Regions from separate parts of the Mus musculus genome. Here region 1 is linked to region 2. The links are chromatin loops, found by intact Hi-C in ENCODE. Cell type or tissue: gastrocnemius. All regions are shown on one strand. Links, peaks and the distances in the headings refer to the core of each region. The heading gives the core; the rest is flanking DNA.

The links. A loop is a pair of places that touch in the nucleus more often than their neighbours do. Peaks named below come from ENCODE experiments on the same cell type or tissue, not always from the same donor. Only the 100,000 strongest peaks of a DNase experiment are listed, where the experiment ranks them.
Region 1: a loop joins it to region 2, with 2.1 times the contacts of the local background. A loop is called at or near these places in 14 of 42 quality-filtered maps.

Annotation. Positions count from the first base shown.
Region 1 is chr11:77,975,551-77,991,684 of GRCm38, reverse strand. It overlaps Phf12 (PHD finger protein 12), which reads right to left and starts at 8,869. Exons shown (of 15, transcript NM_174852.3): 1 at 8,308-8,869; 2 at 7,488-7,669. The coding sequence starts at 8,373. It overlaps Sez6 (seizure related gene 6), which reads right to left. Exons shown (of 17, transcript NM_021286.4): 12 at 15,022-15,213; 13 at 14,744-14,941; 14 at 14,402-14,440; 15 at 14,031-14,148; 16 at 13,841-13,943; 17 at 12,633-13,672. The coding sequence ends at 13,640. In gastrocnemius, for the core only: CTCF peaks have their summits at 7,133 and 11,278; DNase peaks (open chromatin) are centred at 8,011, 9,099, 9,835, 11,221 and 3 more places; H3K4me3 peaks cover 4,686 bases; H3K27ac peaks cover 6,072 bases.
Region 2 is chr11:78,028,280-78,044,413 of GRCm38, reverse strand. Dhrs13 (dehydrogenase/reductase (SDR family) member 13) reads right to left here and starts at 12,101. Exons shown (of 5, transcript NM_183286.2): 1 at 11,916-12,101; 2 at 11,711-11,829; 3 at 10,278-10,401; 4 at 9,828-10,139; 5 at 6,550-7,552. The coding sequence starts at 12,042. The coding sequence ends at 7,104. It overlaps Flot2 (flotillin 2), which reads right to left and starts at 6,483. Exons shown (of 11, transcript NM_001040403.2): 1 at 6,302-6,483. The coding sequence starts at 6,350. It overlaps Phf12 (PHD finger protein 12), which reads right to left. Exons shown (of 15, transcript NM_174852.3): 13 at 16,105-16,134; 14 at 15,433-15,571; 15 at 13,878-15,097. The coding sequence ends at 14,763. Dhrs13os (dehydrogenase/reductase (SDR family) member 13, opposite strand) reads left to right here and starts at 11,749. Exons shown (of 2, transcript NR_152257.1): 1 at 11,749-12,257; 2 at 12,483-14,408. In gastrocnemius, for the core only: CTCF peaks have their summits at 3,331 (motif pointing right) and 6,456; DNase peaks (open chromatin) are centred at 5,751, 6,081, 6,381 and 9,967; H3K4me3 peaks cover 1,650 bases; H3K27ac peaks cover 1,607 bases.

The DNA.
Region 1 (16,134 bases), core at 3,829-11,828, 54 kb after region 2:
TCAATATATAGCAGCAGTGCACCTACCTCTCACCGGTCCTTTCCATGGCTTTGTAGCCCAGGCTGGCCTTAGACTAGTTATGCCACCACTTTCACCTTTCTAGTGCGGGAGTTCCAGGTGTCTGAGACCAGCAGCACTATCAGCGCTGACTACCTGAATTTCCTTTCTGTGCTAACTAGACAAGTCATTGGGCATTCCCTTGAAACGTCTTAAAAACAAACCAACACGACTGGAGGTCCACCTAGGAATTTACACCATGTACTAAGAATCTTATCTCCAGACTTAAATTAAGGTAGATCTAAATACATCTTTTGTATACTTATGTCTGGAAAAAATACAGAAGACATTTACAAAGTCAGAAGCTGCCCTCTGTGTTGGTGGAGCACATCTGTAATGTACTGTGAGACCCTCGAGGAACAAACGGGACAGGTGAGGTCATAACTGCGGCCCACCTTTTCATTAAGTATGGTAATTTCAGAAATTAAAAGAACAACAACAACAACAACAAAACAACCAAAAAACAGTGCCACTGATTTGCACAAAAACTCCCATCTAGCCAGGAATGGTTTCAGGTGTCCATAATCTAAAGTAACGTAACTAAGGCAAAAGAATCTTGAGTTATTAGCCAGCATTGCCTATATGGAGTAGCCTGGTCTCAAAAACAAAACCAAGCACCTGGGCTAGGATATAGTTAGGTAATAAAGTACTTGGCTAGGGAAAAGGCCCTAGGATTGATCCCAGCACCAGAAGACAACACAGCCTGTCACAGGACAAAGAACTTACCTCCTGTACTACTTTTAATATGTCTGCTATTTCCTTTTAAACTCAAACCATTTGGCCCACAAATATACCAAAAATTATTACTTTAAAAAGTTCACCTGATTTGATTTGTTTTGGGGTTAGTCAGCATGTGCATTTGAGTACCATGTGCACACTTGATGTCAAAGGCCAGAAAAGGGTATTGCAGCCCCTGAGGCTGGAGTTACATACTGTTGCCTCTTGAAGAACACTAGTGTTTTTTTTTTCTTTTTAAAGAATTATTTACTTTATTATTTGAGTACAGTGACTCAGACACACCAGAAGAGGGCATCAGATCCCATTGCAGATGGTTGTGAGCCACCATGTGGTTGCTGGGAACTGAACTCAGGACCTCTGGAAGAGCAGTCAGTGCTCTTAACTGCTGAGCCAGTTCTCCAGCCCTAGTGTTCTTAATCTTTACCTCCCAACCCCCATTTTGGGACAGGGTCTCACTATGTAAGACTAGCCTTGCCTTAAGCTTGTGCTGAGTCTCCTGTCTCTGCCTTATTTGAATTGTGTGTGTGTGCAGATGAGTGTGCAGTGGAAACTGGACTTAGGAATCTTCCTGGATTCCTCAACCTTTTTTTTGAGGCAGGGTCTTCCGTCAAATTCACCAAAGCCAGCTTGCTAACCAGCTTGCTCTAGGGATCTTGTGTCTGACCTTCCTAGACTGGAAGTACAGGTGACCTGCCATAACCACTTGCCATTTATGGGGGAGTGGGGGCCAGAACTTAGTCCTCTTGCTAACACAGCAAATGTTTTAACTGCTAAGCCACCTCATACATACACCCTTCCCTTATTCTAGTATTATTAAATAATGAACATCTTTTATTTTTGTACTAATCACTCATCTAAGATTTTATAGCCAAGCCCCATATTAAGTCAGAAAGCATGCATTATGAAGTTCATCTTAAGTTGGACTCTCCATTTTTAAGTGAATGGCTATAAACACTAGATCCTAATTGTTACAATAAATAATAAACAAAATACTATAAAACCAACTTAGGTTTATTTGTTGTGCGATAGTCTTAGTTCCCAGGAGAGTGAGGAAAAGGAACCACTGTTACCTATAGTTCTTCAGGTGCTTAGGACGTCAAAAACAAATTCATGAGATAAACAAACCAGAATAAACCAACCAACCAATCAAAAAACCTCCATGTATTTTAATTCACTGGTTGGCTATAAGTCCAATGAGGCAAACACAACAAAAGCTGAAAATTCTTTAGGTTTAGAGCAAAAGACGGAACACTTCTGGATGCTGTTGTGTGTGGACATCATCATGACTCACCGGAAATTAAACACACAAAACTCCAAGCCAAACTCAGTTCTGCCTGCGCACAGAGACCTTTCCACTCTTATTCTTCGAAAACCTCATTTTAGAGCTTGCTGCCAACACCAGAGAGAGGAAAGCCGGCCAACAATTCCAAATATAACACGCGGAGGCAAATGCTACAGAAATCTGTCTGACAGGAAGGGACCACGCTGAGATCTGCCAAGGTGAATGCACTTCTCAATCACACCATTTTGGTCCGTCTGTTTGAGGCAAAATTCCATGAAGTTCAAGAAGAAACCTGTCACTTTCCAGGCACCTCATTACTGCTGTTTTGTGGTGACAATAATCCTTCCCAACTCAAACAGAAAGATGGATCACCAACATCTAAAGCTCTACCAGTTAGCCTACATTATCTTTTAAATTAAAAATTAAGTGGCGCACGCCTCCAATCCCCACACCTGGGAGGCAGAGGCAGGCAGATCTCTGAGTTTGCGGTCACCATGATCTACAGCGTGGATTCCAGAACAGCCAAGGCTGCACAGAGAAACCCTGTCTCCAAAAAGTGAAACCAGTAACGTCAAAATTTATTTCATGTGTTTTGCCTATATGTACCACTTGTGTTCCTGCTGCTGCCCAGAGTCCAGAAGAGGGCATCCGATCCCCGGGAACTAGTTTCAGATGGTTGTGAGCCATCCTGTTCTTGCTGGGAACTGAACTCCAGACCTCTGGAAAAGCAGCCAGTACTCATCTCTCCTGAGGGATCTCTCCAGCTCAGTTATCCTACTTTTTAACAAATTTCTAGAGATCAATTTATTCAGAGAAAACTTTCAGAAGGTTCACCTTATACACCACTGTGATGACAGGGTCAGGGTCGCCAGCAAACACTTGAAAACCTTCCAGTTCTCCAGGGCCAGGCTTGGTAACTCCTGTTAGCACTCTGAGGTTATGATATTAGGCACAGCACAACTTATTTCCTAATTCAGAGAATCATAACTGAAAGAAAACCTAGAAAGATCCTAACCAGAATGATTTTCCACAGTACACTGATCCCTGAGGGAAAAGGTAGGACAAAAGCAAGGTGTGAGCAGTCCTTTCCTATCATAAGGAACGGTTTAGTGTTGTGTCAAGCCCAAGAGATAAGGTTTGCCTACTAATCACCTCTGTCTAGGCTTGGTATTTCAGGCTTATAATCTTGGCTACTTGGGAAACTGAGGCAGAAGATTAACCAGGCCCTCATTAGCTTCAATTCCCAGTACCATCCCACCAAAAGAACCATTTCAGGGACTTTTTTTTTTTTTTTTTTTTGGTTTTTCAAGACAGGGTTTCTCTGTGTAGTCCTGGCTGTCCTGGAACTCACTCTGTAGACCAGGCTGGCCTCGAACTCAGAAATCCATCTGCCTCTGCCTCCCAAGTGCTGGGACTAAAAGTGTGCGCCACCACGCCCAGCTTTCTGGGACTTTTTAATATATACTGATTACCATAAAGCAGGCAGGCAAAAATCCAGACAAAGGACCTTTTGTTTGTTTGCTTGTTTTTTGTTTGTTTGTTTGTTTGTTTCCCCACACAGACCAGGCAAACTTGGAATTTTCACTCTTCTAGCTGCATCCTTTAGAAGGCTGGGTCTCCAGTAGGCAAACCTGTACTCAGTCATCTCATAGAACTATTTATTTATTTATTTATGTATTTATTTATTTATTTATTTAGGTTTTCCGAGACAGGGTTTCTCTGTATAGCCCTGGCTGTCCTGGAACTTACTCTGTAGACCAGGCTAGCCTCGAACTCAGAAATCCGCCTGCCTCTGCCTCCCAAGTGCTGGGATTAAATGCGTGCGCCACCACCGCCCTGCTATAGCTTTTACTCATTGTCATACACTCTGTACATAAGGGACACTATCATTACTATGCTTATCTAAGTAATGTCGTCTCAGCGTGTTCTAAAGAGACAGGAGGAACACAGCTGCATTCAACCTTCTCCATACAAGGAAGTAGTAACAGGAAAACACACCCAGGAACCAAAAATCTTCTCACATATTAACTGCTTGACCTCACAACTCTGGCTGAAAAAAAACACAAAAGTGGGGGAAATCCTCGCTTATAAAATGAAAGCACCTAGGAGATTCTCATTCAAAAGGCTTCCTGCCTTTTCACTGAGACATAGAAATGTTTTATGACTTAGAGACTAACTCAGGTAAGTCAGTGGTACTCTCAGTACTGACACCTTCAGGGAGAACTGATGCAGTAAAACAAAGCCTACCTCAGTTACTACTGTTCTCCAATCTCATTACCCATTCATAATCTCAGAAAAAGGGGGAAATAGTCAAACGCAGAGCCTGAGCAAACCTGAGTCTCCCCAACAACTAGAGACCCCTCCCTCCAGCTAAAACAAAAAACATAGTTAAAACTTGACAAGCTCTGGGGCTGGAGAGATGGCTCAGCGGTTAAGAGCACTAACTGCTCTTCCAGAGGTCCTGAGTTCAATTCCTGGCAACCACATGGTGGCTCACAACCATCTGTAATGGGATGTGAGGAAGACAGCGACAATGTACTCATAAAAAGAAAAAAACTAGAACAAAAACAAAAGGCCTTGACAAGCTCTACACTCATCTCAGAAGACTCAGTGTTCAGCTTTAGAGTTTAAAAGCTGAGGCAAAAAGATAGCACACTCTCCATTCCTCAATTTGTTTTTGTTGTTGTTGTTTTTAATATAAAGGTTTATTTATATTAGGAGAAAGATGGCTCAGGAGGTGAAGGTACTTGCTGCCAAACAGGACAACCTGACGTCCTGAGTCAATCCCTAGGAACCAGAGTAGAAGAGAAAATCAACTCTTGTTCTGACTTCCACCTGTGCTCCATGGCACGCCCCCCCTTCAATAAATAAAAGTAGCTTTAAAAAACTAAAACTAAAGTATGTGTCTACGTGTGTGAGTACGTGTGTCCCAGGTGTGCTGAGCTTGGGAAGTGAGAAGGCACTGGGTTACTCTCTGCCTATTCCTCAGAGGCAGTTTCTCCATAACCTGGGTGTTTTCTCAGCTAAGCTATGACCTGGACCGACAGATCCCAACAAGGTTAGAAGCTAGTTAAGTGCCAATAATCGTGCCTCTGCCCCCCACCCAAGCTGGACTTAATGGGCTATGCCAGACACCCCAGGTTGCTGTGTGGGTACTGAAATCCAAACTCTGTTCCTCCTGATTGTGTAGCAAATGCTCTTAAGATGCTTCAGACTTTTATTAAACAGTTTCAACATTATTAAATATTGAGATTAAAAAAAAAGATAACAGAGTTTATCAAATGTTCATTCAACAGTAGTTACCAATCTTCGTTAACAACTACTCCACCATAGAGGTAATATTAGCCAACACTTTAAAAAAGAGAAAGAGAGAGAGAGAGAGAGAGAGAGAGAGAGAGAGAGCGCACGAGTGAGCGCGCTGGGCCATGGTGGTGCACACCTGTAATCCCAGCATTCAGGAGACCCAGGCAGGAATGATTGGCATAGATTGGAAGTCAACTTGGGCAAATACAATGTCAAGTCAAACAGGGCTTCACAGTAAGATTGTCTCAAAAATTATAGTAAAAGGAAAAAGAGAAAGAGAAGAAATTTAAAAGTCCTAGTAATATATCAAATAAAAAAGTAAGCAGCGCAGACTCAAGAACAGGGTACAATGATGCACACTTTGGAGGCCAAGGCAGGAGGATGATTGTGAGCTCAAGGCCAAGCTGGGCCCTCCTACATCCCAAATAGAAAAGAACAGCAAAGGAAACTGGACCAGAGGGGTTTCCTCCAGGTGGATCACACTTTAGAGGAAGTAGAGGCCAACAACAAAACCCACAGGCCCTCACTGCCGCCTTACTCACTCCATCACAAAAAAAAAAAAAAAAAAAAAAAAAAGCAAAGGCCAGCGGCAAAGCTTCCTCCAGGATAGTAACTTTTGTCCTTGAAACATTAAAAGCCAAGGTGGGGTGCCCTTATAAGCAAAAGTGTCTTGGAGTTAGAAATAGGAATGTCCCACATAACTTCTGACCACAGTCCTACTTTGCCCAGTATCAGCCATCTAAGTACAAATACATCAGGCTCTATTCCACACAAACCAAGGGATTTCGGAATGTAGGTGGAACTGAGGAGAGAGCCCTCATACACCTTTTTAAAAACAAGAAGCTAAAAAGGGCGGCACAAAACAAAGAACAGGAACCCCTCCTTTCCAATCAGAATGGGAACGAACAACCCCCCTACCCCACCCCAGGAGCCATCTTCTCCCAAGCACTAGCCTCGGGTCAACTGTTGCTGAACAGAACAAGAGGCTATCTGGGTTCAAAGTAGAGATGTGGGGTTTGTGTGCAGGGCAGAAAGGTGATCTTCTGGCAGAAGATAGTTTAAACTCTTTTGCAGGAGTGCTCTGGGCTGAGCGGCTGAGAAGGATCAAGCAGCGCAGCGGGTGATCAACCCAGCCCCACCCCCACCCCCTTCAGTTGGGGTGGGAGAGCTCACAGCTTTCCAGCTCTCAGCTGCTTAAAACTGCCTTTCCGGAGCCACCGAACACAATCCTGCCCCAGCAGCAAAGAATTTTGAGGCGAAGGGCTCGCTGAACCAGAGCAGAGAAGAGAAATCGGCGCCCAAGGGCAATTTTAATTGTCTAACCCGGCCCGATTTCCTAAGAGGCAGCAGCGGAGTAGGGAGGAGGGAAGGGGGAGGAGGGAGGCAGCACCGGAGTGGCAACAGGGGGCAAGATGCAGAGAAAGGGATCAAGCCTGCAGAGCCTAGCCCTGGTCCTCAAGAAGCTTCTGCAGAAAGGGCTCATGGGCTACCTCCACCGTTCTCCCGAAGACGTTTGCAAATCATATATGCAGCCAAAATGGCGCTGAGAATAAAAATATAATTTAAAGGCAGGTCGCCATATTGTAAACACAGAGGCAGAGAAGTGGTCTTGAGAGACACCATTCATGATTTCCTGCACCATCGTAAGCACCCGCTCTCCTGAGTCAGGACCAGGGTTAACTGGGTGGCCGAGGCTCCGCGCATTAAGCCCAAGGAGAGCCCAGCCAGGCAGGAGCCCTAAGGGCGGCGGGCGCGCGCGGCCGCCAAGCGGCACTGGACCTGGAGCTCCTCCCCTTCCTCCCCCGCCGCCGCCGCCGCCGCCGCCGCCGGCCGCACTCGGCCGCTCAGTCCCGGCTCCCAACCTACAACCAATCTCAGATGGGGCTCACCTCACTCCTCCCAACCCCCATCCCGGGGTCAAGACACGCCGCTGCTCCTTCCCGCAAATTGGCCGGATCCCGGCAAATACCAAGGGCGCAGAGGCGCTCGCCCCAGCGACTAGAGAGTCGGCTAGCGGCTGCAAGCTCCCGTTATTTCTACAGGCCTGGTGAAGGAATGTGCTGAGTAGGGTCTGCCAAGGGGCTCCAAAGGGGTCCCCAGCCCTTACCAGCACTGGAGGTGGAAGGCGGCAGGGCAGTGATCGCAGCACAAGAGATCCCCACCTTCCTTGCAGCTATCGCAGCTGTCGTGGTTGGTGGCCCTGCCGCTTCTCCGGGACTCCTTCTCGGGCTTCCGACTCCGCTTTTCTGCCTCGTCCGTCTTGGGGGGAGCCAGCAGAGCTTGGATTTGCTGCACACACATACAGACGGCATGTGTGCACATTCGGAGCTCCCGGGTAGCCCGTAGTCCCACCGGCGCCGCTTCTCCGTCACCCACCCCTCTTCCCCCTTTTGTCCTTCTTCCTCCCATCCAGGCTGCTTCCAGAACCTCTCGGTCCCCGGAATCAAGGGGAGCCCACCCTAACTGCGTTCCTGCAGCACAACAAGAAAAGCTCCTTCCAAATGGGGAGGACCAGGGTAGGGGGATGGGGAGAGGGTGCGCGGTTCTCTTCTTGCCACTTCCTTGTATGGACAGTGGGGGACTCCAAAGCCCGGCTCGGGAGAGGCCCGAAGCTTGGTACCCGGACGTGCAGGGGGAAGCACAAAGGGGCCGACAAGAAGGGGGTGGGGAGGCCTGCCGGTGCAATGAAATGGAGTGGGCTGAAGCCTCAGGGAGCGAATCGAGGGCGGCTGGTAGGTGAAACTGCTGCAGACGTCCTCGGAAGCTAAGCTCAGTCCCCCAAATTGCAAAGAGGGGAGGAAGAGACTGGGTGAGGAAGAACAACCCCCCCTTTTCCCGGCCCTCTGGCGCTTCGAGCTTAGGGCCGGCTTTGTGGGGCGGAGGTACCCTCCTGGCACTGGGGGGAAAAGGATGAGGGCCACTCTTACCTCCATCAGCCCCCCCGACGTGTCCAAGTCGTACACGATCGTCTTGGTCTCCATTTTCTCCCACATTCATCCACCTCTCGGGCTGGGCGCTCTCTGCTCCGGCCCCCCCAGCCCCGGGGGGAGGGGGGAGGAGGGGAAGGGGGCACCTCTGACCCCCGGTCCCCTTCTCTCTTCCCAACACAGGTTCCGACTTCCTCGCCCTGGCTCCCCCCCACCCCCCGGCCCCCAGTCCCTGGGACGGCAGCGTCCTCCCCACGGGCCGCGAGAGGGGAGCAACCCCTCAGCCCCGGCCCAGCGGCTGGCTGCACAGTGGATCCCGGCTCCGGGGGTCAGGCCTCGGCGGGGGCCTAGGCCCACAGGCTAAAGCTGGCGCTGGCGACCGCTGGTCCGGCCGGGAAGGCTAGCGGGCGCTGCCATCCCGGGCTTGGGGGACCGGAGGGGGGGGTGAGAGGTTAGGTGAGGTTGTGGTTCGTGAGGTGACTCTGGGGAGGATGATGGGGGGTGGTCCCCGGGCTCCGCCTCTCGCCGCCGCTGCCGTCTGCGTCCCGGCTGCCGCGCACTTGGCGCAAACTTACCGCGAGCGCCCGCAAAGCCACCCGCGCAGGCGCCCCGGGATCGCCGCTCGCCGCGCGCAACCGCAGTGACAGCCGGCGGCCTGGCTCCCGCGCAGCCGCGGTGATGGGGTACCCCCCGGCGCGCAGCCGCGCTGGCATTCGCCCGGAGCCCAGAAGCCCCGCCTCTCCGCCGTGCGCCGGCGTACTGCGATTGGAGGGCGGAACCTGAGGCCTCGCTTAGGCGCCTGGGAAAGCGCGTAGGGGTCACGGCGCAGCCGCAGGAACTGGAAGACGCATCACCCATTGGTGTTTGTGTGCGGACCACGGGCTCTGGTCCCGCGCAGGCGTGTTGGGTCGCCACCCTCCCGTCCCCTCACACAGCCGCCTCACGCGCAGGCGCGTTGTACCTGGAGGCCTGCACAAAAAAAAAAAAAAAAAAAAAAAGCTTCTCCTTTCGCCATTTTGGTAATGAGATTTGGGGCTACCATGCCCTTGGAGTCCTCAGTCACGACCAAGGAGGAGCGTGGGATGCTGTATGGAGCTGGTAGCTTTCGGCTGCAGCAGTACCCATATGGATGGTGTAGTGGACTGTTTGTCTCCAGTGTCAGGTGTGTCTGGACTAGGCCGCCATATTGGTAAAGAGGGAAAAAAAAAGCATTGCGACAAAAAAAAAAAAAAAAAAAGACGCTTTTGGTGGCAGATCGGATGACTGCTCTTTCCACTTCATTTCCACTCTCAGCACCTAATTTTAGCACGAGCATTGCTGCCTTGGGTCCCGATGGAACCCAAGATATTTCAAGCTGTTCTTACCCTCTCTTAACCACTGTCCCTGTGAACTACTCCGAAAGAGGAAGTCAAAAGCCCAAACAGTCCGTAATCCTGACAACGCCCAGCTACCTGCCTACAGCTGACTTCAATCCCCATCTTGCAACGCGCAGAGTTCAAAGGGTGAACGGGACCGCTTTGCACTCTGGTAGTTAGACTCGCGATGGATCTGATGGATTGTGGGAGTTGTAGTTCAGCCTTCAGGCGCTGCACTGGACCATAGGATGTACACGAAGAAAAGCCTGCCGGGAAAGGATACTTTTGAGAGCTGCCGTATTGCACACTGGGGTTTGTAGTTTGAGCCCCTCACCTCGCATTCTGAGCAGAGAGACATACCTCTCTTTGGGTGTGCGCTGTTATGCCCTTGTTATCACTTTCCAATATGGACAGATACTCTGCCTAATTGCGAATGAATGAACCCCACTAGGCATTAATTAACACTGGTGACATGCAGCTATGTCCTGCCGTTTCTTTCTTTCGTTTGTTCGTTCTGTTAAGACAGTCTTACTCCGCAGCCCTAGAACTTGTTATGTAGACTAGATAGGTCATGAACTCACAGAAATCCGACTGCTTCTGCCTCCGGTCCCATTTCTGGGATCGACGTGTGCTACTACGCCTGGAATCTCCTAAACTCATTTTTATGTTACTACACACATTATTCTCAGACCCGTAAACCTGGGAGGGACTTAGAGACTATTTGATTTAAATTCTTCATTTCCAGGTACAGAGTGGAGAGTGGTTTGCTTAGACGCATATTGAGTTTATAGCAAACCTAAAAAGGAAACATTTCTTGATTCACAGGTCAGACTTTGTCCCCTACACCGTGTTTACTGTCTCTGAGAAACTATTGCTCCTTCTTTTAGGACAGTCAGGACTGTAAGTCAAAGGGGATATAAATATCTGTGTGAAGTTTTAGTGCTTTGTGAAGTTTTAGTGCTCTCTCTCTCTTTGTCTCTCTGCCTCTCTCTCTCTCTCTCTCTCTCTCTCTCTCTCTCTCTCTCTCGGCCCTGTATTAGTGCCTAGAAAGAATAACGTTATGGGGAAGTGAAGAATGCATGCAAACTGGCTGCTCTTCCGTTGCTATGGCCAACAATAGACTAGCAGCTATAGGAAAGAACTGCGGTGTGACTCTCAGAGGAGAGAGCTGAGCTAGGCTCCTTGAAGGGAAGAAGCCAGGCTTTATGCCTCCTTCCTGCTACATAACCTCAGAAGCTGGAACCTCATATGCCCTCTTTTACTGGCTTCCTTCCTACTACCATAGCACAGCTGTGCTGCTATGTCAGCCTGGAGGTATTACTGGACAGAGAAGTAAGCCACTGGCACACGCCCCATGAGTGAGGCTTTGTGCTTTGGTCAACACATCCATTGCAGCTGAAAACAGGAGCGGGCAGTGGGATAGTGAGGAAAATGAGATTGGCTCTGTTGACAGAGGAACAAATCACTCCACACACTTTTCTCTTGGAGCCTGAGGAGGAGGTCAGCCTAGTTGGGACAGGACTTGGTGCCACCTTGGAGAGCTCCAGCTCAGGGTGTGAAAGGGGACTTCAAGAAAGAGAGCTGCTGGGATGGAAATGCTTCTGGAATCGACCTCTTGTGGTCCATCTAGGCATTGCACTATGAACGAATTGGAACGCCTTGACTTGGGATAGAGGCTAGGAGGAATTTCTGGTCCACATCTTTCCGCTGAAGACTGTAGAAGCAGAAGATGCTAGTGGATGCTAGTCTTCCTTTCAGGGATTTTTGTCTTACAGCTTCCGAGTGCCGTAATTTTCTGTTGTCTGACTCCTGGGAAGATACATTCATCTCAGAAGGCTTTAGGGGACATAGGGAAGGGGCAAATTTAAGTGCATCCTGGCCAGTCATGACTTTAAATTTTTTTCCTTTATTTGTATTTTATGGCTTTTTTGAGATATGGTTTCTCTATGTAGCCCTGGCTGTCCTCAAACTCAGAAACCTGTCTACCTCTGCCTCCCGAGTGCTGGAATTAAGGGTATGTGCCACCACCATGCAGTTTATTTTATTTTTTTTCAATTTTTTTAATTATTATTTTTTAATTATAACATAATTAAATCATTTCCCTTCCTTTTTCTCCTTTCAACTCCCCCCATATATCCTTTCCTGCTCCTTTTCAAGTTCATGACATCTTTTAAAATTGTTACATACATATGTGAATATTTATATGTATATACACATTTCTAAATACACAAGTACAACCTGCTGAGTCTTTTTTTTTTCGAGACAGGGTTTCTCTGTGTAGCCCTGGCTGTCCTGGAACTCACTTTGTAGACCAGGCTGGCCTTGAACTCAGAAATCTGCCTGCCTCTGCCTCTTGAGTGCTGGAATCAAAGGTGTGCGCCACCACGCCTGGCTCTGCTGAGTCTTTATAATGTTACTTGTATGTATGTTTCAGCAGTCACTTTAAAGAGCCCATGGGCAGGGCTCTTGCCTGTCTCAGGGGCCTCTGAGCTGCCCATCCTTCCTGCTTACAATCTCCATGTTTTCTGAGGTCAAGGCAAGCTAGGCCTTATGTACAAGGGTTCAGTCTATGATTCTGATTCCAATCTCTCAAGCTTCGCTTAACAGGAAAAAGTGGACGGAACAGTGCTTCCAACCTTGGGTTTTGTCAGCGATCTAGTGGTTCTAAGAGGGATTTGGGGCTGGGCCAGCATGTGGCCCTAGCCCTGGCAAAGAGGAGGAAATGAGGCATTGGGGTTACTGAGCTCACACATCCCTACAGCGTTAGCCGCTGGGACCTCTCATTTCACCTGCCATCTGTAACACTAACGTCTTTGGAGGCAGTGTTACCCATTTAACTACAGATGACATCTTTTCTGTCATAAAATCCGGGCATGGTTGATTGGTGCGTCCAGAGGGTCTCAGCATGCCGGTCCACGTCACATTCATCTTCCACCTCCCTTCCCTCCGAGAAACCACCATTCACACTGCTTGATTTTTTTTCCAAAACACCATTTTAATAAGGAAACAACAGAAATAAAAGATTGTTCTCTGGCTGGAGCCCAGACCCCATATAATACATCATATGTACAAAGTGGCCTCGGTCCGGACTGAGATTGCTCCTGGGGGTTCTTGACTTCTGCCACATTCCTGGGTCCTTGGACATCTGCTCCTCTCCAGAATGTAGCTGCCCTCTCCTGGCATGCCATAACACAGTGGCAGGAAGGGGGAACATGGTAAGTGGCTCAGAGGAGGGACTGGTGGGGAAGGAGACATTTGTAACAGCCAGATAAACTTCAAGGAAGGGCTCTCCCTCCTCAGAGTAGAGGGATGCCGGAGAGCCGTAGGGTGTCCTGCTTTGGTGTGGAGCGTGAGTATCCATCCAGTGGGGCCCAGCCTGAGCTTGGAATAGAGTCCCTGAACCTTTTAGGATTCTTAAATCATCACCTCCCAGGACAGGGCAGAAGGCTTAACTGTCCAATTCTGAGCCTTTAGAGAGGGACTAGAAACCTCCCTGAGGGGCTGGTGTTGGCACGCCAGGACTACCAAGAGGTCACAGTTGAGAACAATTTTGGCCTCTGGTAGCTGGCCCTGTGAGGGGCACCCTGCTGTCAAGTCAGCTCTCCTGGAGTCCTCACATGCCAGGCAGGATGGTGGCCATGTGTAACAAGTGCCCCTCCTCAGTCAGCCTGCAACTTCCAGGCTGGAGGTCCAGGGCAAAAGAGAAGCAGGAGAATGATGGCTGCTGGTAATGTGTCCCAGCTACGTTCTACCCGAGGCAGATGCCCCTGAATCCAAAGAAGGGCCCGAAGTGGGCACAGCGGTGCCAAGAAAATAGGTCACTGTGGGCATTGCAGGCGGGGAAGGGGTTGGTGGTGTCTCTTCCCAGGCAGTATGTACAGGAGGTGAGGGACAGCAGAGAGCCGGGAGCCCTGCCGCTGGCCTGCGATGCAGGACTGCGTGTGCATCCCCAGGCTGCTCCCACCTAGATGGAAACTTCATATTCTCTCGTCTCCTGCAAAGGAAAGAGACTGCGGGGAGTTGGAAACTTGGAGAAGAGCTGTCAAGCCCAAATTATCCACCTTCCCAAGGCACAGAGGAAAATAAGAGGGCTCAGCAGGACCCTCAGGCAGGCATACCCACCCAAGGGATCAAGGAACCAGTCCTGAAGAGGTATCTAGGCTCACGTGGATACTTACTCCAGTCTCATAAGTTGGATTGTCAAATGCTGACTCTACCGTGATGCGGTTATAGGGGCGAGGATGAGTTCGGGGAAGTTGCAGGGGACTTTTCCCCTGGAATCTGTCAGGGGACAAAAGAGCCTGTGAGTCAGGAGTACAGGCCAGGAGTGAGTTGGGTACGCAGAATAGGAAGAAAAGCCAGACTCACCTGGAAAAATAGAGGTACACTCCTCCCACCAGCAACACCATGGCCACCAATGGTAGGAAGATGGCAGCAGCCAGGTGAGCAGCGTCCAGGGCACTGGAGGCGGCAGGTGCCTTGGCAACTGAAAGCAAAGGGTGGGTGGGGTTAGAGTTAATATCCCCATTTCTTGGAACCTATGTCCCCTCCCTTCTTAAAGACATTTGGAGACCAGCTCCCATTAGCTGCCTATGGTAGACAAGAAGCTTAATGCCCCGACAGGCCCAAACTGCTCCTTCTCTGCCTTTCATTTGTGGGAACCCATGACCTGGGAGCTGCTAGAACCAGGTGTGGGGGGGGGGGGACCATACATCTCGCTCTCAAGCATGGGGACTCACCATCCAGGCTACGGCCGTTGTAGAACCCATCCAGAGAGGCTGGAACAAGAGGGGAGGGCCAAGGGCAGTGGGTGAGCCTGATGGACCAAACTATCCAATGCAAGGAGCACAGAAGTGGACTGATCATGGGAAGGATTTGACCAGGGAGAACCTACTCCTGCAGTGTCTTGGTGATGTTAAATCAGAGACTAGCAAAGACAGGGAATGGGAAGGGGCATGGGCCAATGCTTCTAATTCTCAACACAGAATTGATTTACTAGAATAGTTCTAGGGTCCGGACTGTGGTGGTGGCAGCAGCAGCGGAGGGGGCACATGTTTAAGGGAGTGGTAGGTAGCACTTACCAGCCCTACAGATGGGTGGTGGGTCACTCCAATGCGAGGGGTGTCCAGGCACGCATTTGATGCTGGCCTGGCCCTTCAGCACATAACCAGGGGCACAGGAGAAGTGGATGGTGGCCCCTGCTGGGTGAAGCCGCTTCTCAGGGCTGCGGGCACCATTCTCCGGGGCGCTGAGGCCATGGCACGGCTTGAATTGTTCCACTGCAAGGCAGGCAGGCAGCAATCGAGGTGTCAGGTTTTGATCTTACTAGAGGTTCCCCTCCTGCCCACTGTACACTCACAGAGACACTTGGGGGCCCTGTCACTCCACTTGGGACTGCCTGCTTGCCGATCATGGCAGGTGAGAATGGCACTCCCCGTCAGCACAAAACCCTGGTCACAGACATATTGCACAGTTGCTCCCACGGGAAACTTGGGGCTGGATATGAGGCGTCGGCTGTGCTCCACATCCCCTGGGTCATGGCAAGATGTCACTGCGGATGGAGAGGGAAAGCAGGGCAGGCTCAGTGTCTGGGGCGACAGCGCAGTTCGTAGGAGTGCTTTCAAAGAATCCACGGAACCCCGGGTTTAATGGACGGCACTGCATAAACCCAGCCTGGTGGTGCGCGCTGATATCCTGGCACTCCAGAAGGTGGGTGTGATCCCACTAAGAAAGTGGAGGCAGGAGGATCAGAAATTCTAGGGAATCCTCAGTTTTGTAGGCGCTTCAGGCTAGAAACACTATCAGAGATGGAGTGAGAGCAAGGGGTGGGGTGGGGGAGGGGAAGAGAGCGAGGGGGTGGGGAGAAAGGTCCTTTCACCCAGGCTGTATGAGTGTTACAGACCAGCTAATACCAGACTGTAGGGCTCTACTCTGATGTTTTGTTTTGCAGTGCTGGGATGTCATGCACGCCAGGTGGTGCTCTACCACAGTGCTACATCCTCAGGCTTTTTGCTTTCTTCACTTTTGTTTGTTTGTTTGTTGTGGGATTAAAGGCATGCCCGGCCTTTCTTTACTTTAAAAAAAAATGTGTGTGTGTGTGTGTGTGTGTGTGTGTGTGTGTGTGTCTGTGTTTCTGTGTAGTTTATATGTACTGCATACATTTAGATACTCATTAAGGCTAGAAAAGGGTGTTGAAATTGGCTACAGGAGGCTGTGAGCAGCTTGATGTAGGTACTGGGAACCACCTAGGTCTTCTGCAAGAGCAGTAAGCGCTCTTAGCCATTCAGCCATCTCCTCTCCACCCTCTTCTTTGGAGATAAATGCCTCACACTATACCTCAGGCAATCTTCAAAGGCCTGATCCTCTTGCCTCAGCTTCTGAATGCTGAGGTGACAGGCGTGTGACACACCATGCCTGACTGTGTCTACCCTCTGGCTGATGTGTCCTTTTTTGATCATTAAGGTCAAGAAAG
Region 2 (16,134 bases), core at 2,976-10,975:
TCGTGAGGCAGAGGCAGGTGGATTTCTGAATTCGAGGCCAGCCTGATCTACAAAGTGAGTTCCAGGACAGCTAGGGTTATACAGAGAAACCCTGTCTTGAAAAAAAAAAAAAAAAACAACACAAAACCAAAAAACAACAAAAAAACCCTTTTAATATTCCAGCTGTATCTAAGGATTCATTATAAAAATGTCTACAGGGGCTGGTGAGATGGCTCAGTGGGTAAGAGCACCCGACTGCTCTTCCAAAGGTTTGGAGTTCAAATCCCAGCAACCACATGGTGGCTCACAACCATCCGTAACAAGATCTGACTCCCTCTTCTGGATTGTCTGAAGACAGCTACAGTGCACTTACATATAATAAATAAATGAATCTTTAAAAAAAAATGTCAGCCGGGCATGGTGGCGCACGCCTTTAATCCCAGCACTCGGGAGGCAGAGGCAGGCGGATTTCTGAGTTCGAGGCCAGCCTGGTCTACAGAGTGAGTTCCAGGACAGCCAGGACTACACAGAGAAACCCTGTCTCAAAAACACCAAAAAAAAAAAAAAAAAAAAAAAAAATGTCTACAAACCCATCAACTCGGACACCTGAGAAAACATTGTAAAGGTAACATTTAAGGCAGGATTTTATGGTGCCTGGTTTTATGTTGCACTTTTTGTTGTTTTTTTTTTTTTTTTTTTTTTTTGGGTTTTTGAGACAGGGTTTCTCTGTGTAGCCTGGCTGTCCTGGAAGTCACTTTGTAGACCAGGCTGGCCTCGAACTCAGAAATCCGCCTGCCTCTGCCTCCCGAGTGCTGGGATTAAAGGTGTGCGCCACCACACCCGGCCTTTGTTGTTGTTTTTTTGTTTGTTTGTTTGAGACAGGGTTTCTCTTTATAGAAAGAGAACTGTCCTGGAACTCACTTTGTAGACCAGGCTGGTCTCGAACTCAGAAATCCACCTGCCTCTGCCTCCCGAGTGCTAGGATTAAAGGCATGCGCCACCACGCCCGGCTTTGTTGTTTTTTGAGATAGGATTTCTCTATGTAACAAGCTCTGGATGTCCTAGACTCACTTTGAAGACCAGGCTGGCCTCAAACTCTGCCTCCCTCTGCTTCCTGAGTGCTGGGATTAAAGGCATGTGCTATCATGACTGGCTTTTTTTGTTTTGTTTTTGTTTTTTGAGACAGGGTTTCTCTGTATAGTCCTGGCTGTCCTGGAACTCACTCTGTAGACCAGGCTGGCCTCGAACTCAGAAATCCGCCTGCCTCTGCCTCTGCCTCACGATTGCTGGGATTAAAGGCATGTGCCACCACTGCCTGGCAGTTTTTTTTTTTTTCCTTTTGGTTGGCTTTAGACTTAAAAAAAAATGTATTTTATGTGTATGCCTGCATGTATGATGTCTGTGCACACGTGTGCAGTGCCCACAGAGGCTGGAAGAGGACAATGGCTCCCCTGCTTAATTGTTGAGCCATCTCTCCAGCCTCAGGTTTGGACTTAGTATGTAGCTGCAGATGATTCTGAACTTAATTCTCCTATCTCCACCTCACAAGTGTTAGGAATCAAACCCAGGACTTTACATTCTAGGCCAGCAGTATATTTACTGTGCCACATCTGACACTGTACTTCTTTATTATTTATATATTGAATAATGGGGGCTGGAGAGATGATCCAGTGATCAAAAGTACTTGTTGCTCACTTATAGAGGACCTTGGTTCAGTTCTCAGCACCCATATGGTGGTTAATAGTTTCAGAGGATCTGACGCCCTCTTTTGGTTTCCCTGGGAACTGCACTCATGTGGTACACACACATACCCGGATGTAAAACAAGACTTACACATTAAAAAAAAAAATGACGGGCTGGAGAGATGGCTCAGTGGTTAAGAGCACTGACTGCTCTTCTAAAGGTCCTGAGTTCAAATCCCAGCAACCACATGGTGGATCACAATCATCTGTAATGGGATCTGACGCCCTCTTCTGGTGTGTCTGAGGACAGCTACAGTGTACTTAGATATAATAATAAATCTTTAAAAAAAAAATGTCAAGGCCAGCCTAGTCTACAAAGTGAGCTCCAGGACAGCCAGGACTAAAGAGAGAAACCCTGTCTTGGGGAAAAAAAATGAGTTGCATGCTTTTAATCCCAGCATCTGGGAGGCAGAGGCAGATGTATCTCTTGAGTTCTAGTAAGGACAGCCAGGGCTACACAAAGAAACCCTAACTCAAAGTACAAAACAAAAACAAACAACTAGTGGTAGATATAATCACTGGCTTAATTTCAAAGTAGAAATAAGTACAAATGACGTTTTAAGGGGCCTGTAACTGTAGGGTGTTTGGGAAATATCTGCTAGTAATGTCTTGGTTTGTGGCTGACAAAAACAGTTAAGAAATATTAACTTTCAGTTATGGCTAGTGAAAAGAGAATGTGTTCCCCCTTTCCAAATGGAGAGTTTTCCTTTATTCCGCCCTAAGCTGTTGACATATACCTGTAACCTCACACGTAAGAGGCGGGTGTATCTATGAGTTGGAGGCCAACCTAGTCTTACATATGAGACCCTGTCTCAAACAAACCAACCCCCAAACTTTTCTTTCTATCTGTTCCTCTTGTCTCAGCCTATTACATGCTGAGATGAGCTAGGTACTCATCACCATGATTATTAGTGCAAAGACTTAACTCTTATATGTGCTTAGTCCAGTGCTCTGCCACAGAGTAACACCCTCAGCCTTTTAAAACATTTTTTTTTAGGGGCTGGAGAGATGGCTCAGTGGTTAAGAGCATTGACTGCTCTTCTAGAGGTTCTGAGTTCAATTCCCGGCAACCACCTGGTGGCTCACAACCATCTGTAATGGGATCTGACGCCCTCTTCTGGTGTGTGTCTGAAGACTGTACTTATATATAAAATAAATAAATCTTTTTTAAAAAGTAAAAAAAAAATTTTTTTTAAATCACTTTATTTTTAAGTTCTGCCTGCATGGATGTCTTTGTGAGGGTGCCAGATCCCCTGGAACTGGAATTACAAGCAGGTAGGAGCTGCCATGTAGGTGCTGGGAATTGTACTTGGGATCTCTGGAAGAGCAGCCAGTGCTCTTAACTACTGAGCCATCTCTCCAGCGATCCTTTAAAATGTTTCCTTATCTTTCTCCCCCGCCCCCCCCCCCCCTCCCAAGACAGGGTTTTTCTGTGTATCCCTGGCTGTCCTGGAACTCCCTCTGTAGACCAGGCTGGCCTTGAACTGACAGAGATCCACCTGCCTCTGGAATTAAAGGCGTGTACAACCACTACCCAGCATTTAAAATGTTTATTTTATTTATGTATGAGTGTTTGGTTGCAAGTATACCTGCATGCCAGAAGAGGGCATCAGATCTGATTACAAATGGTTGTGAGCCACCATGTGGTTGCTGGGAATTGAAATCAAGACCTCTGGAAGAGCAGACAGTGCTCTTAACCACCGAGCAATCTCTCCATCTCCCTAAAATATCTTTAAGGTGGGAAAATAATTTTGTGTTTTTGAGACAAGGTCTCATGTTGACCATCTGTCTTCCAATTCTCTAAGCAGATGAAACTGACATTGAACTTCTGACTCTCCTGCTCCCTTCCCCTCAACCAAGTGCTGGGAGTGGAGACATGTTCCGGCCTTGTGCACACCAATACTCTACCAATTAAACTCCATTCCCAGTCCTAACGTGAAATTCCTGAAAGTAGAAAGAGAGAATAATTTTGTGTTACAGAATGGAGGAGGGAGGCCGGACAACAGCAAATGAATTAACAGCCTTCTCTGGAAACAGGGCTGAGTGCCTCTGGATGAACTGCAGGTCCAAGGGACACAGAGACCAGTGTGGGCAGCTGCTCTGCTCTGTTCTCCTGGGAATCTATTCAGCTGAGGAAACTGCACCTCACCACGTACCTCACCACATCTCAAACGCCATGGTGCTATTACGTTAGGCACTATTTCTCCCCACCCCTCACATCCTAACATCCTGTGCTCATGGACTCTTAGCACAATCACCTCTCTCCAACCCCGCCCTCCCCCACCCCAACAGCTTCCAATCCAGCTCTGCATTGCCTCTGGAGACAGGTACAGAGCCACCCATCCCAGGGCTGCCTCTCACCCTGTAGTTGCCAGCCTTTCCACAGGGCAGAACTTAAGCTTTGGTCTCCTCAGCCCAGAGTCTGGGCTTCCTGAAACAAAAGAGGAGAAAGTGCTGCCCAAATTCTGATTTGTTTTATCTTTGAGATTTTCTTTTTATTTTATTCTGTGTGGCTTTTTGCCTGCAGGTATGTCTGAGCACCACATGCACAAGGAATCGAGAAGAGGGTGTGTGTGCCCCGGGACTGGTGTTACCTGCCATGTCGGTGCTGGAAATTGAAGGACGGTCCTCTCCAAGAGCAATGAGTGGTTTTGTTTTTTGTTTTTGTTTTTTTTTTTGACAGGGTTCTCTGTATAGCCCTGGCTGTCCTGGAACTCACTTTGTAGACTAGGCTGGTCTTGAACTCAGAAATCCGCCTGCCTCTGCCTCCCGAGAGCTGGGATTAAAGGCATGAGCCACCACACCCGGCTGCAGTGAGTGCTCTTAATGGTGCCATTTCTCCAGCCCCAGACTTTAATTTAGTTATTAAAATTTTTTTTTTCGGACAGGGTGTATATACATAGCCCTGGCTGTCCTGGAACTCTCAAAGACCTGTCTGACTCTGCCTTCCTTGTGCAGGAATTAAAGGCATGCGCAGCCACACCCAGAGGAAAAAAGTAATGTTTATTGTATGTGTTTGTGTGTGTGTGTGTGTGTGTGTGTACATGTGTGTACAGGCTTCTTGAATTAGTTTGTTCCTTTCCTCCAACGTATGAGCCCTGGGGATTCCATCCTCAGGTCATCAGGCTTGGTGTCAGTCTCCTTTGTCTACTGAGCCTTCTGCTTAGCCCCAGATTCTGGTGTCTAATACCCTCCTATGCCCGAGGAGTGTGGCATACTGCCTGACTGGCATCAGGTGAGTCCCCAGGGTTTGATTCCTAGCACCATAAGCACACTCACACAGAATCAACAAGCTGGGTGTGGTGACTGAATGCCTGTAATCGCATCATCGGGGGGTACCAAGTCAAACCTCTCTTTCAAAACAAACACAGAGGTTGTTCAACAGTTAAGGGCACATATTCATTTCCTAGTGCCCACGTCAAATGGCTCACAACCATCTGTAACTCCAGCTCCAAGATATTTCAACACCTGTGAGGCCTTTTCAGGTACCTGTACTCACCTGTGCATGTCCAGACAGATAGGCAGACAAGGCACTGACACACGCACACATACAACTTAAAAAAAATTTAACCTAAAAAGATAAACCTCAAACAAACAAACAAACAAACAAACAAAAACACTAAGCCTCCCCACCCCCCAACAAAACAAACTGGAAATTCAAGCCTACTCAAACCATTATGTGGCTCCAAAAGCCATCTTTAGGTATGGATGAGGAGGGAGACAAGACTGGGCTTTAGGATGCCAAAAGTTAGCCTCTGTGCTTTTCCTTCTGACTCCAGCCAAGACTCCTGGTCTTCAACAAGATCATATGTCTCTCGCTTTAGTAGGGTCCTGGTTACAGACTGTGAGGATGTCTCAGGAAAGGGATTGATTTTGAAATCCAAACAACAACGCTGAGAGCTATGTTTGGGGCCCAGTGGATTTATTATATCTCCCCAAGAATGGCATCTATAAGCCTTGGCTCGGGGCTTCTACCTCCCCTTTTGGCAGCCAGCCTTGTGAATTCTGCACACAGGCTGAAAATCAGTGCTGATGCTGGGAAGAGGTTACAGTTGCGAGCTTGCATGCAACAGGGTCCTTGGTGCCTTGAGCTACCTCCTATGACATTCCAAATACACCACCTAAAAGAAATATCAGCTATAAGGCTTCCTACGCTACCGTCCCCCCAAAGCCCCATCTGGTCAAATCTAGAGCTTGCTGCATTTTGTAATCTAGAGCGGTACAGGCCACAGCCGGGTTACCCAACTGTAGAGGCCGCACCCGCGTTTGCAGGGCGGGTGATGGCAGTAATTCCTGGCAAGCCCTAGCCTGCTCGGAATTAACGGGTCTGCCTCACCCGGAAAAGAGGGACCCGTGCCTCAGGCCCCTCCCGGACAGGCACCTGCCTTCCAGAGCTGCGAGTCCCAGCACTGGAACCCACAAACCTTAGAAACCCCTAAACCCACCATGGAGCAGAGGAAGGGTCAGCGCCTGAGGCCGTGCTGTGGGAGGGAGGACCGCTCTCCGGAGGGCTGGCTCAGGTGCGTCCGAGGGACCCGCACCCCACGCCGGCCCTTTCCCACCCCTCGCCTTCTCCTCACCTGAGACCACCAGCGCCTCGTTGGGGCCCACCGTGTGGCAGTTGCCCATGGCGCCGTTGGCAGGCCAGCAGGCCTTGGGTCCGCAGCGACCGGGAGGGCTGTGGCGGGTCCGCAGCGCCGGCCGCGCCCAGCCTATCCCGCCTCCCCCAGCCCCGCCCGCCTGCGCCCCTCTGCGGCCGCGGCCCCGCCGGAAGTGTAGCGGCGGAGGGCGGGGCCGGCATGTGGAAAGAGGCGGGAGCCAGAGCATCCACAGTCAGCTCGCTTTATTCCAGGGGGTTTGGCCCTGTAGCACCTTTGGGGCACCTCAGTTGTATCACAGTTACTACTGCGTCACCTCGGGCACCGGCCCTAGGGCAGACTCCCGGGCTCAAAACCCCAGTTCCTGCCCTGACTTAGTCCTTTCCCAATTCCGCCTCCATAAAAATGGGGGTAAATTCACTACCTAGCTAGAAAGTTGCCAAGGGCTGAATTCAGTCAGTAATTAATGTTTAACATCTGCAGTGCATCAACCACAAAGTCTCCGGCCCTTTCCCTGGGCAGATCACTACTCAGGGAAGGGCTCAGAAATCTGAAAATCAAATTCCAGAGCAACACAGTATCTCATATATCATCCCTGAATCTGGGGTTACAGTGTCTCTTAGGAAGTAGTATTCATTTCCTTTCACAAGGAAAAGGGCTGTTCAGGACATGACAAGAGGTTCCGAGGTAAATGTGGCAACCCTTCAGTGCCCAGGCACACAACTGAGATTTTTGAGGGATCCCACTGGGCTACAAAAGCATTCTATCCCGGGGGTTAGGAAAGTTAGGGTGTAGGTTCATCCTTCACCTGAATTCTTCGCTGTGTCAATTTGGATAAGTCTTGCGAGCCCTGATAGCTATGAGAAGGTCCAGAAACTGTGGTTTTCTCAGGGCTGGGGGCGCTCTGAGAAGATGGGGCCCTGGGATCCTCAGGTTCCGGCTCTTCATCAGGGTCATCATCATCGTCTCCAGGTGCAAGCCCTGCCAACTTCTTGGTAGCTTTCCATAGCCTTTGAGCAGCCTGGTCATCTCTAGCAGCTGGGGAGACCTCCTCCACGTGGCAGTTGGCAAAATATCTCCCGCTGAGGGGCTCAATGCCCTCCTGCAGAGCGCAGTACAGGGGTGTCTGGGCACCCCCTTGAGGTGCCCGGAGCACCAGCCAAGCCAGTGGGCGCAAAATAGGACGCAGCCATCCAGGAAGATGACGCAGGAAGAGCTCCGAGTTCACAGGTCCTGTGGGCAGGAAGAAAGAGGATTTGTGGAGGAAGGCAATGGGGGCCCAGGCATCAGGCAGGGAAAAAAACCAGCTAGGATCAGACGGTAGAATCTGCTTCCAGGGAAAGTGTCTACCAGGTATTCAGGGGCCCCACAAGGTGATTTAACCCATTTCCTACAGAAAGCCTTCCTACCAGCCTAACGGCCTGTATAGTCCCATCTCCTAGGCTGTGCTTATGTGTGTTCTATGTTCTTTGCTGTTTAATCGCTATTGTCCCCGCTTTTGGTGCTAGTGACTTGAACCCAGGGCTGTGTACCTGCTGTCTAGTACTCTATCAACTGAGCTACATCCCTGGTCCTTTCCTTTCTTTCTGAGAAAGAGTCTCACGCCTCTGTAAATTCAGTCTAACCTCGAACTGGCAGCAATACACCTGCCTCAGCTTCCCACTGGGGGTACCACAGTGCCTAATTCATACCAGCTTTTCATCTATCTTGAGCCCCATTCCTTTGTTTAGCCATCATTTTTAAGAACCTATAGTATATCAGCCACCGTTTTTTTTTTTTAACACTGGGGATCTGTAATTGTAACAAGAGCTTAATAAAGGTTAATAGCATTATTATCAGTGCGATTACAAAGAAGCCCCAAACAACGGTTTTCTAAGATGTTAGTACGATGATCTAGGCGAGCCCTGTCTATTGTAGCCTATTGTCTAAGGACAAAGATGATTCACCAGCCCATGTCTCCTCCTCCTCCGTTCTAGGCACACCAGCCTCCTGCAGCACATTAGCAACACCTGCCTCTGTGCTCCTTATTCAAGTTCTGAGCTTCAAAGATCCCTTTATCTCTTTCAGATCTGTGTTCAATTCTAACCAAGTGTCTTCCTTGACAGCCACTGACAAAATAAAAACGTTACATCTGAGAAGGTCCCTCTTTTCCTGTTTATCTTTCCCTAGTGTCTCTCTCCGGATGTTATCGCCACTTGTCATGGGATATGAGGGCGAGGTCCTTGGTGTTTGCTTTGTCTTCTCTCAGAGAGACGGGGTCTTACAGACCAAGGCGGCCTCACTACTTTTGTCCCAGCACATAAATCATGCCTACTGTATAGTAGGTTCCATAAAGAAAGGGATCCTTGACTGGATGGCACCGTACTTATCATCACCACCGCCCTGACTTGTCTTTTCAGTGGTGTTGGGGACCAAACCCAATCTTAGCTTGGTGTGGTGGCTTATATGGGAAATCTAAATATGAGGCAAGAAGTTTGGGGTGAATTTGAGGCTTGACTGAGCTACCCAGAATTCCAGAAAACTGTCTCAACCACCCCCCTCCCCCATCAAAACTAAAACAAAAAACAGAACAAAATAAAATGCCAACAAACAGCTAGAACAACCAGATGGCTCAGTGGTTAAGAGTACTCGCTGCTCTTGTAGAGGACCTGGGTTTTTGGTTTTAAAGATTTTATTTATTTTTTTATTCATATGAGTGCACTGTAGCTATTTTCAAACACACCAGAAGAGGGCATCAGACCCCATTACAGATGGTTGTGAGCCACCATGTGGCTACTGGGAACTGAACTCAGGACCTCTGGAAGAGCAGTCAGTGCTCTTAACCGCTGAGCCATCTCTCCAGCCCCTAGGTTGGTTCTTAGCACCCACATGGAAGGAAGGTCACAACCATCCGTAACACCAGTGCTAGGAGAATCTTACGTCTGTGGGCACTGCCACCACTACAGTATATAGCCATGCAGAGAAAACTAACACATACACATACACACACACACACACACACACACACACACTAAACTAAGCCAGGAATGATGTTCCATACCTTTGATCCCAGCACTCTGGAGACAGAAGCAGGCAGGTCTTTGGATGTTTGAGGCCAGCCTTGCCTACAAAGCAAACTCCAGGCCAGCTTAGTCTACACAGTGAGATCCTGTCTCAAAACCAAATCAACCAAACAACCAACCAACCAAACATCCTAAACCAAAGAGCAGAAGCTCAGGGTTTGGCCTATACTAGGACATGTGTTCTACCTATCAGCTGCAGCCGCAGCCCTCTATATTATCATCAGGATCTTGTTTTATCCCCAAGCCAGTGGTCAGCATCCAAGCGTGAAGGTGAGCAAGGAAGAAAACAGATGAGAAGAAAGTCTGCTCCCAAGATCAGCAAGGAACAGGTTTCCCTTTGACCATGTTTCCATTCTGTGACTCAATAGGAGACTGGGGGTATGGAGGCACATAGTAACATACAAAGATGCTAGAGAAGTAAGGAAGAGCCGTCAGTCAGGCCTCACCTGGGTGGGCCGCATAGCAGGTAACACCAGTGCCCTCAAGCTGGGTGGCAAGCTCCCGGGCAAACAGCACGTTGGCTAGTTTGCTGTCAGCGTACGCCCGAAGCTCCTGCTGCCAGCCCACCACTGGGCAGTCCAGACGTGTGAAGTCGAGACGACCACGTCGGTGGGCAGCCGATGACACTATTACCACACGGCTGGGGGCACATGACCTCAGGCGGGGTAGCAACAAGTGCGTCAGCAGAAAAGGGCCAACATGGTTCACTCGCAACAGCAGGTTAAAGGTTTCCCGAGTCCGGCCACAGGAGCTGATCCCTAGAGCAGAAGCTAGGCATGAGGTGCTGTCATAGGTGTCCCACAGGTCTTAGAATCCCCACTTGTGAGATGTGTCTGCTGGAGGGTCTGCCTCTCCAGGCTCCCCGCCGCCCTCCCACAGGGCCTGCTACTCCTCACCTGCATTGTGGATGAGGACGTCCAGCCTTGGCTCAGAGCTTAAGAAGGCTGTGGCAAAGGCCTGCACGGAGGCCAGACTGGCCAAGTCCAAGGCCATGAAGATGACCTCATTGTTTCCACTTTCCTGTGGAGCAGCAAGGGCTAGGATTGTTACTGGGTATCTCCCTTCTCCTCCCTCTTTCCAGGCTTCTGAGAGTCTACCCACCTATGACTAAAACCTGCCTCTATGCATCAGCGTGTAATGGGTGTGTGGATTCAAATCTTGACTTTGCCCCTAACTAGAGTGTGACTTCAGACGTGATACTGAATATCTTTTGGGCCTCTGTTCTCTTACTGAAAAATGAGAGGATAGTAATAATATTAACAGCAATAATAATACTTTCTACTGGAAAAAAAAGCTGGGAGAGTTAAATCAGATAAAATACATGTATGTCTGGTGTGGTGGCACACATTGGTTATCCTAGCTACCCTTTTGTCACCAGTTCAAGGCCTGCCTGAGCTAGAGTTAATATATATTAAATACCCAGTCAGCAGCGTGCAGGTATTTGCCATTAACATCCCTTGTTTTTATTATCATTTACCATAAAAATCAATTACAGCCTTTCACCTGTTGTAGACAGCATCTTGCTACGTAGCTCAGACTGCCTTGGAACTCATGATCTCCCTTCCTCAGCCTCTTCAGGGCTGGAATTACAGGTGTGCACCAGCATGTCCTGCTGTAACAAACTTTTCCTAAGAGACTGTGGTCTTCTCTTACACACCTTTTTAAAAAAAATTTATTTTATTTGTTTGCTTGTTTATTTTGAGACAGAGTCTTAGGATGTAGCCCAAGCTGGTCTTCAACTCACAGAAATCTACCTGTCTCTGCCTCTCAAGTGCTAGGATTAAAGGTATGTGACCCTCTCACTCCTGTCCTCTGCAGTCTAGACACCGCACAGTTCTAAGAAATTCATCTGAAAAAGCCATCAGGATGGTCCAGAGCCTACTGAAGTGTCTTCTCTGCTCAGCTGTCTTCAACTCGATGGTATTTGGAAGGGCCTTCAGAAGCTGGCTGTGGCTCAGAACCACTTCAGGACATTCCTTTTATTCCTTGCTTCATCTCCCGCCCCCTGTCTCTCCAATTAGACTCTCTAGTCTCAGGGCATTTGCACCTGCTGTTCTTTCTGCATCTCTTCATTATCCTAACCCTTCCTTCTTTGTCGCCTTTGCCAAGGCTGGCCTTGAGCTCGCAGCCCGGTGCTGGGACCACACCTGACTTCATTAACTCTGATTCTTAAAGCTCTCAAGATTAAAGACCACAGCAGTCCCTGCATCTTCCTCTCTGTTTAAGGGATAGTGAGGCTCTCTCCTCTCAGATCTTGATTCCTCCGTCGCTCTGCTCCGCCCTCCGCGTCCCGGGCTCACCCGCCTCCCGCATTCCCCTATGGTCTCACCTGACGGAGGTCGAAAGCGGCCGCTTCCCCGCGCTCCCGGCTGCGGCAGGCCAGCACCACGCGCGCTCCCCGGCGCGCCAGCTCCAGCGCTGTCATCTTTCCGATGCCGCTATTGGCGCCTGCGGGCGGCGGGTGGGAGCCAGCTCAGCCGGTCGGGCCGCGGCCACCCGCCCGGCCTCCCCGCCGCCCGCTCGCGCGCACTCACCAGTGACCACGACCGTGCGGCCCCGAAGGCTGCCGATGCCGCCGCACGACGGGGCCTTCACCAGGTTGTAGTAGACAAGCACGTAGGCGCCCAGCAGCAGCCCGGCGCCCAGCAGCAGCATCTCCATGCCGGCAGTGCTCCCGATTCCCGCCCGGGCCTCGTCGCTCCCGCCTCGGCCTCGCGAGGGCGGCGGCAGGCTGGGCAGGGGTGTGCGCGCACGCGTGGCCCCTGCGAGCGCCCCCTAGGCGTGCGCCTGCGTGCCCTGGCGGCGTGCCTAGGAGAAACACCTTGGAGTCCTGGGAGCGCCCTCTAGGCTTGCGAACTCCCGGGAACGCGTGCTCGGTAAGTACCCGGAAACATCTGCCTGAGGGACGGGTGGGTGTGTGCATGCCTAGGGCCCTGAGATCTCCGCTCAGGCTTTGGGCGTGCTTCTGGATTCTGGGCGGGCGCCGGCGGTGAGAGCACTGCGTAGGTGTCTGTGCCCATCGCGGGAGTCCTCCAGGCTGTGCATGCATCTGTAGTCTCCACCAACGCGTGTGACTGAATGAACATCTCTGTTTACTCTAGGTGTGAGTATGTAGCAGTCTCTCAGTCTGGAGTCCTGTGTACATGAATGGGCTCGTGTGTCTGGAGTCGAGTCCTGGATGCCTTTTCCTCAATGAAGCGACTCTTTTCTCATTCTTTCATTATCCAGCCCTCCGCTGCTCTTCTAGGACATTTCCCGTTACAGGCCAGAGGCATGAGGCTTCTTATGCTGGCACTGACAGGGTTGTCAGGATTCAACCATGTGATTTCCTAACTTTGTGACCCCACCCCTTTCCCTGTCGATTTTGGAGGTGGTTTCCCTAGGCCCATGGTGGCCTTAAATTTGAGATCCTCCTTCCTCAAACTCCGAAACAGTGGGTATTACATGGTTGTTACTCCATGACCTCTGCTTTCGAAAAGGCGGTAATTTGTTTCTAGAACGGTTCACAGGTAGCAAGACTAGGTAGGTAGACACTCCATTACTCTGGAAACAGTGACTGAGGGTAAGCTGGGCAGGGACAGCTAGGGATGTGGGCATTCCAAGCAGGACCTTGCCTAGGACAGTGAAGGACAGGTAGTTCCTTTCTGCCTTTGGAGGTTTAAGAAGTCCTTCCTGAAGTGGAAGCAGAGTGGCAGGGACAAGAATACAACTATATGTGGGAGTCAGGGTCAGATTTCTGAGACCAGGGAATTCCCTATTTAATACTGCACTGTGTTCTTGGAGCACAACTATAGACGCTGTGGATGTAAAGCTCGTCTTCTAGCCCTATCAACAGACTTGAATATATGAATAGGTACTAGTTAGAATAGTGCCAGAACACAGATTTTTCTAGGGGACTGTTCTCAGGAAGAACTTCCTGAATAAGCCATCTCCAGGAAGCTAGCAGGATGCCCAGGAAATTAGAATTAGGGTAACACAGCAGGGTATTTCCTGATGAGAACAGCAGAAGTTATTCAAGTTACACCAAGAGCCGCACAGGCTAGAGCAGCAGTCTTTAACCTGGGTCACCTCCTTACCAAGAGTCGAAGGACCCCTTCACAGGAGTTGCATCTCAGATATCCTGTGTCAGACATTTATAATTTGCAACAGTAGCAAAATTAAAGTTATGATGTAGCACTGAAATACTTTTAGGGTAGGTGGTCACCACACGACAGACTGTATAAAAGGGTCACAGCATCAGGACTGTTGAGAACCATTGGTCTAGAGAGATGTTACTGTATTAGGGCTCCCTAGGGAAACAGCAGCCCTCCAAAGGCAAGCACTCCTTTCCAGTTCCCTCTCAGAGCTTAGGCTCCCTTCACTAACATCTGCCTTCTCCACCAAGCTTCCCTGGAGACTACCTGAGACTGACACTTGTACAAAGGGTGTGAAAAGTGAGATCCAGGACACTTCCCCTTCTAAGCATGACAGGGAGGACAGACAGGCAGAAAACATAATTTGAAGTATTTTTGGTTTTTATATACAGAATACAGGAAAGTTTCTGTCAAGTCTAAAACATTACAATTACTATGTACATTGGTTGTGGGGAAGAGGAAGTATCTGGGGTGAGGAGGAAGAGAAGTGGTAAGAACAAAAAAGGACACAGAACAGGTTTACGACAAAAACGCCTTTGCTACAATAGACAATTTGAGAAACACTCTACCACATGTACTGTACACAGCTTTTAAAAACATTGAAAAAATGCCATCACTAGATGTATTTACACAAAATCCAAATACACTTTTCCTTATTTGAAATAAAATAGATGGACAGCCAGAAAAAAGGATTCATTTCTCATTTGTCCATATACACAGTAGCTACCTGTAGTGCAACTGCTGCAGAGAGGGGAAGTCCTTGTAGGGTGGGAACCATGGAAAGGAGTGGGTAGCGATCTTTATATTAAATAAAACAATGATATTGTATAGATTTTGCTGTATGAAAACTGTATTTTTTTCTTTTAATATAAAACTATTGTCACTGCCACAAAATAGAACAAGTTTCTGATTATTTTACAACAGTGGGCAGGCGGTCGAGGGGGAGGAGCAGGAGGCGGGGGAAGGGATTGTGCTGGAGGAAGTGTCCAGACCAGGGCCTCCTGTCCCTGCCCTCGCTGCTCCTCAGCGCGGATCTGCCGCTTTCCCATGAAATGTTGAGTACAAATATATGTGCAAATGCCCCCTAGAACTTGAGAAAAGAAAAAAAGTCTTAAAAAACAGTCAAAAGGTTTTCTTCATTTCATGCAAAGATTGTAGTTGAGGGTTTCTGGTATAGAAAACACCCAGGCTTGGTTCGTGTACATTTTTGCATTGCAGGAGTCTTGGGTGGGCGTCCAGGCCAATGGCCTAGGGAACGGAGTTGGAGCGCAGCACAGGGCCCTGATGGGGCTTGAGAGAGAGTTTCTCAGCCAAGACCCCATCCTGCAGCAGGCTGGCATCGCCTTTGGGCTGTTTGGTCGCAAACTCAGTGATGCTGAAGACAAACTGCAGGCAGCCCAGCTTGATGTAGCTGCCATGGTGGAGTAAGGCTGTGCCCTCCCAGCCGGCCCCACTGCCCCCAATCAAGCTTGAGCTGCTGGCTTTGCAATTGCAGGGTCTCCGCTGTGGCCCCTGGGCCTGGGAACTCATCATGGCTGCCTCCTCACTTGGCTCTTCATCCTGTTTCTGGTGTCGGCGGCGCCCTGGGAAAAAGGGGCATGATCATAGGAGGGGAAGAGTGAATGGCTGACCTGTCTGGGGTGACTGGCAGTACTGGCCCCCTGCGTCTCCCCATTCTATGCTACATGATCAGGGCTGAGGATGCTCAGACGGGGCTGGAGTCTCAAGTCCCTGCCCAGGTCTGATACATATGTGGGTGTTCAGCACTTGATTTTCGGTGGCTTTTTCCAGGCCCACCATCAATGAGCTTGGCCAAGGGGACTGGGAAGGCAAGAAACTGTAGGTCACTGACAGCATGGTAGAACCAAGGTGACGGGGGGCCTTAGCTGTGTGGCCACAGGCCTCTGCTCCAACTTACTGATGACACTCTGTACTTTGGCAACAATACTGCTTGGGGGGGTTGGCGGGGTCTTCTCAGAGAAGTCACATGAATACAGCACATTGTCCACCGTTGTCCCATGCTCACTGTAGTTTAACAGCTCATAATGTTTGGTATTCTGAGGAGGAGGGGAGATAATGATGTGTAGTTGCTGTGTGCAGCCTTGGGAGAGGACATAGGGCTTGCTGCTCTACCTAGCAAGATCTCATGCTCTTCCTCAGTCACAGCCTGCCTCTTTCAGAATTCACCAAGACTCACCCATGTGAAAGCCTGCCCCATTGACTCCACATCTCCTCCCTCACCCTGCTCCTCAGCACTGGCTCCTGTTGATCTGAAATTCACTGGCACATAATTATGATGAAACTCAGGGACACACAGAGCTTGGCTTCCTTCTATTTTGATCCCTTCCCATTTTGAGGTGGCTTCCCTCAATTGTTTCTGAGGGCAACATTAGTTGCAGCGATTGCCTGCTCCTACAAACAGGTTGCCATGGTGGAATGCCAAGCCCTTCACACTGAGTCTTTCCTTCCAAGATGGACAGGAAGAAAAAGGACAAGCCTTTCATCCTTGCCTCTGCCTGTGTCCAGAACCCAGTGCTGGGGAAGGACCTCAGGCTAGGAAAGCTCCCTCCCACCCATCTCTGCCCCTCACCTCATCGTAGAATATGCAGGCATGTTTCCC